Regions from separate parts of the Homo sapiens genome. Here region 1 is linked to region 2. Evidence: read pairs that join two places in POLR2A ChIA-PET (ENCODE). Cell type or tissue: MCF 10A. All regions are shown on one strand. Region 1 has its middle 38 kb from the start of DUSP1. Region 2 overlaps ERGIC1 (endoplasmic reticulum-golgi intermediate compartment 1).

What was found. ChIA-PET counts read pairs that join two places held together with the same protein. Peaks named below come from ENCODE experiments on the same cell type or tissue, not always from the same donor. Only the 100,000 strongest peaks of a DNase experiment are listed, where the experiment ranks them.
Region 1: POLR2A ChIA-PET joins it to region 2 with 6 read pairs; 5 of 35 experiments call an interaction of 5 or more read pairs at or near these places.

Annotation. Positions count from the first base shown.
Region 1 is chr5:172,732,376-172,734,875 of GRCh38, reverse strand. No RefSeq gene overlaps it. Among named protein-coding and RNA genes, the nearest start is that of DUSP1, 38 kb to the left of the region's middle. In MCF 10A, a CTCF peak has its summit at 1,530; DNase peaks (open chromatin) are centred at 1,085 and 1,555.
Region 2 is chr5:172,952,402-172,954,901 of GRCh38, reverse strand. It overlaps ERGIC1 (endoplasmic reticulum-golgi intermediate compartment 1), which reads right to left. Exons shown (of 10, transcript NM_001031711.3): 10 at 2,219-2,500. RPL26L1-AS1 (RPL26L1 antisense RNA 1) reads left to right here. Exons shown (of 4, transcript NR_026682.1): 4 at 1-120. It also overlaps a transcript of RPL26L1 not described here. Among named protein-coding and RNA genes, the nearest start is that of RPL26L1-AS1, 5.7 kb to the left of the region's middle. In MCF 10A, no CTCF peak of the experiment used is centred here; a DNase peak (open chromatin) is centred at 971.

The DNA of each region.
Region 1 (2,500 bases), 220 kb after region 2:
AAGTGATTTGTGCATTTCATACATAAAATTAAAAAAGAATATAATTTTGGGTGGAAATAAGCACTTTAAAAAGCTAAGGAGGTGGCTGGGCGTGGTGGCTCACACCTGTAATCCCAGAACTTTGGGAGGCCGAGATGGGTGGGTCACCTGAGGTCAGGAGTTCAAGACCAGCCAGGCCGCCAACATTGTGAAACCCCGTCTCTATTAAAAATACAAAAATTAGCCAGGTGTGGTGGCCGGCGCCTGTTACCCCAGCTACTTGGGAGGCTGAGGCAGGAGAATCGCTTGAACCTGGCAGGTGGAGGTTGCAGTGAGCCAAGATTGCGCCACTGTACTCCAGCCTGGGCAACAGAGCAAAACTCTGTTTCAAAAATAAATAAATAAATAAATAGGAGGGAAGCAATAAAGAAGAGACTAAGGTATATATGTCACACACACACATACACACACACACACAGCCTAGTCCCCTCTTCATCTGTTTTCTTAGTTTTTTTCAAAGTGCTCATTTCCACCTGAAATTATACTCTCTGATAATTTTATTTATGAAATGTATAAATCAATTGTTTCTAAGCTTCACAATATTGCCTGTCTCACTGAATGACAGCACAAATATCGTCTGCAGGAGAGAAGGAAGGAAAAAGGAAGAAAGGAAGGAGGGAAGGAAGGGAGGGAGGGAGGGTGGATCAGATCTGGCTGGGCAGAGACAGCAAGGAGGGGAGAGGTGAGCCCGTGCGGGGATATCTGGGGAACAGCCTGGTCTGGCTGGCTCAGAGAGGGTGCAGGGCACTGTGGGACATGAGGCTGGGGGATGACTTTTGGAACAAAATGTGTGGAGCCTTAAATGCCAGAAAAGAGAGCTGTGGAACCAAGGGGCAGATATGCGTTTTTGACCTTAAACCTTTTTCCTCACCCTGGAAGGCAAGTTAGTGTCTAGAAAGAACAGCGGATTCCTCAGGGTCCAGTCCTGTAGAGCTGCTCATATTCCAGCCTCCAGCCCACAGCCGGGGAGGGTGTGGACTCGGGGAGCTGGGGCCAGGGAGGAACTTGCAGCGTAACACCCTCTGGAATGCTGTGGCTGCAATTAACTCGCTCCAGATTCACTCAGTTCCCGTCAGAACATGAAACCAGAGGGAAAAAACCCATGAGGCCCGGACTGATCAGCACAGAACTTAGCAACCGCACAACAAGCTGCAGCTGACCCGTCCCTGGAGCTGAGGTGCTTTCCGGCCAGGCCCAGGGGTTAGGAGCTGGGAGCTGATCTGCTGCTTCTGGCTGGCTTGAGGAGCCCGAGGCCCACCCCAAGACCTCAGGAGGTCCACCTGGCCGGCGCCAGTTGGGTGAAGCTGTGGCTCAGGCTGGACACAGAACCACAAGGGCTCCTGGGAATGGCTTCACTTCCCCATTCCACCACGTGGAGAGACTGAGAAGGGTATTGTTGGCTGGTCCCTGCTCCCAGACTCAGTCACCCTGGACATCCTGGTTTGCTCTGCTGGTTCATGGGTTCACTAGCTCCACACCCTTGCCAGGAGCCCACAAGGGAATCTGGGACTTCAGAGTTTTAGCAATATCCCAATCATCCGGGCATTTCTCAGTGACTCACAGCCTCCCATCTGCTCCATCATTACATCTGGAGGGCCAGGAGCTTGGCCAGCTCCTGACCCAGTTCCTCCATCCTGCCTCCTCTCTCCCAGGCCAGCTTCACACTTACTGGGCCGGCGTGATTGTACCATAAAATATCTCAAGCATATGGAAAAGTTCAGAAAATCATGTTTCGGCCAAACAGCCGTCACTCCTGTTTAATCCTTAATGATCTGCCTGATTTGTTTCAGGGGGTGATGGTGGGGTGTCCCCAGGCCTGTCTGGGGAGGAAGCCCACCAGCAGAGCTAGAGAAGGCTCTGGAAGGGGCAGTATCTTTGTGTGCATTCCAATGCCTATCACATCCGTCGTGGATGTCTAGCAGGTCTCTGACAATAGGCCTGGCATCATAGTAGGTCCTCAGGGAGCAGTGGTTTTCCTGATAGTGTTGCGTCCCACCTGAAAGCCAGTGAGGCAGGCAAGTAGTCTGCAAATGAGGAAAGAGAAGCCCAGATTGGGGCTCAAGGTCACTCAGCCAGAAAGGGGACCAGGACAACGAGCCAAGGCCTTGTTGGGAGCAGAGCGATGACAGCCACTGATGGGCCCCTCTTCCCCCAGTGCCATCCCTTCCTGGGGGTACATGGAGGAGGGCCATCTCCAGGATGAGCCCTTCGGAGGGGAGGCTGAGGGCACCATCCAGCTGGAGAGCAGGGCTTGTGGGAGAAATGGCCTGGATTTCTCTGATGCAGCCATTTGGGGGATTGGAGGCAGAGGCTTCTCCAGGGATGGGGGTCTCCAGGCTCGCTCTGACGACCCCTCCCTCCCTCTGCAGCATCTGTAGTTGGGTCTGCTTGAAACTGCTCCTCGCCCTGCCCGAGTGACGGGGAGTCAGAACAATCTCTTTACAGCTGGGGGCCCAGAGGA
Region 2 (2,500 bases):
TGCTCTGTAATCCTGATTTAGAAATCCTCTTATATGAAACCACTGTAATCCACATCTGGTTAGACAATTGGAAAAGTTCATTGAAAGGAGAAATAATAAAAATGGCATCCATCCCTTAAATGTTGTATGCCAACGTAAAACACATTCGACAATGACCCTGGGCTAAGGCTCTACCTTACAGAGAAACCTGTATCGGTGTTCCCCTCCATTTTCCTTACATAAACCAACCAAAAATCTTCAGTTGTTCCGTTCTCTGTCTCTCTCCCTCTCCACACCCACCTTCCCTCTTCCTCTCTCCCTCCCTCCCTCTCTCTTTCTCTCTTTTTTGAGACAGAGTTTCACTCTGTCACCCAGGCTGGAGTGCAGCGGCTAGATCTTGGTTCACTGCAGCCTCCACCACTCCCCCCACTTCCCCCCCGCCGCCCCTGCCCCCACCGCAGCCTCCCAGGTGGCTGGGACTACAGGCCACCACGCCCACTAATTTTTGTATTTTTTCTATAGAGACGGGGTTTCATCATGTTGCCCAGACTGGTCTCAAACTCTTGGGCTCAAGCAATCCTCTCACCTCAGCCTCCCGGTGCTGGGATTATAGGCGTGAACCATCGCGTCCGGCCTCCCAAATCTTTTACAGTTGTCTTGTTCACTTCTCATTCAGCAGCATTTTGAGTTGGGAGGGGTAACAACTCACCTTAATCAAGTCTCTCTAAAGCATTCAACTTAGTTTTACTAGGTTCATTTCTTGTAGCTCATTGGTTTAACTAATAGTTCCCCAAATCACATCCTACCAGTATAAAAGCACAACTGGTATAAACACGTTTGGGAACACACATAACTCAAGTATCAGGATGTAAGAGCGAGAGCATGGGGAGAGTTAAGAATTTCTCACAGACTGATTCCCTCCCACATTCATCCCTGGTGTGTTTATCCGTGTTAGGGCTGTTCTGATGAAAGTCTTGTAGGACTTGGCAGCAAGATGGGAAAGATCCATGGAAGTCCATTGCTCATAGCTGATGATGATCTCTCATTGCTGAGCTTAGGGTTGAAAAAGGAGTGCCAGGTCCTTTGAAATCAAGAAGAATTTATGAATCACCTTTCATTTATGGAGCCCTTAGCTCAAAGCTCTAAAGTTAGTCTTTTCTCAAGATTATATCCTATTTGGGAATGCTCATAATGGTCCAATCACCATTTGTGAAAACTTACTGTGTACCAGCAATAAACACTCTTCTACATAGACAATCTCATTCTAATATAATTTCTGTGCACGTTATAGATTCTATTTCTGAAACAGCCCTATGTGGTAGTTTTATTACTATCCTCATTTTCACCCAACAAATCTGAGGCACTGAGAGGTTAAGGACCTGGACTGAAGCTGCACAGCTAGAAGGTGACAGACCCAAGAACATTCTGTAGGGACTCAATAAAGGAATGACTTAATCTAAGGGGGCTTGACTTTCTTTCTTCTTTTCTTTTTTTTTTTTTTGAGACGGAGTCTCGCTTTGTCCCCCAGGCTGGAGTGCAATGGTGCGATCTCAGCTCACTGAAACCTCTGCCTTCCAGGTTCAAGCGATTCTCCTTGCCTTAGCCTCCTGAGTAGCTGGGATTACAGGTGCCTGCCACCACGCCCAGCTATTTTTTGTATTTTTAGTAGAGATGGGGTTTCACCATGTTGGCCAGGCTGGTTTTGAACTCCTGACCTCAGGTGATCCACCCGCCTCTGCCTCCCAAAAGTGTTGGGAATACAGGTGTGAGCCACTGCACCTGGCCAAAGGGGGTTTCACTTTTTTTTTTTTTTGAGATGGAGTCTCGCTCTGTCGCCCAGGCTGGAGTGCAGTGGCACGATCTCGGCTCACTGCAAGCTCTGCCTTCTGGGTTCATGCCATTCTCCTGCCTCAGCCTCTGGAGTAGCTGGGACTACAGGCGCCCGCCACCACACCTGGCTCATTTTTTGTATTTTTAGTAGAGACGGGGTTTCTCCATGTTAGCCAGGATGGTCTCGATCTCCTGACCTCCTGATTGGCCCACCTCGGCCTCCCAAAGTGCTGGGATTACAGGCGTGAGCCACCGTGCCTGGCCGGGGTTTGACTTTCTGATCATCCTCACAGATCTCCTTTTCAACTCTTCTACCTTCTCTCCTCTAGAAGTGAATTCCATTCTGGCTGTGATTCCAGCCTTTGGGTCACCCAGCCCCAGTCAAGGTAGAAAGAATCACACCATAATATTTCTGAAAATCAGCCTTTTAATCTAGTTGAACCCAACGAGTGGGGAAAGAACTAAAACATTTTTTTCCCTTCAGATTTTGATTATAAGAATAACGGGTCAGAGGTGTCTCTTCCATAGGAAACTGACATCCCCTATGTCCTCAGAGTTGTTTTTTTTTTTTTCTTCAAAAAAATGCATAAAAGAATTTCAACTCATGTGCATGCCACACATTTCCATCCCCACCCCACCCTGCCCCACCCTCTACAGGCACACATATTCACACACCAAAGGGACTCCTTCC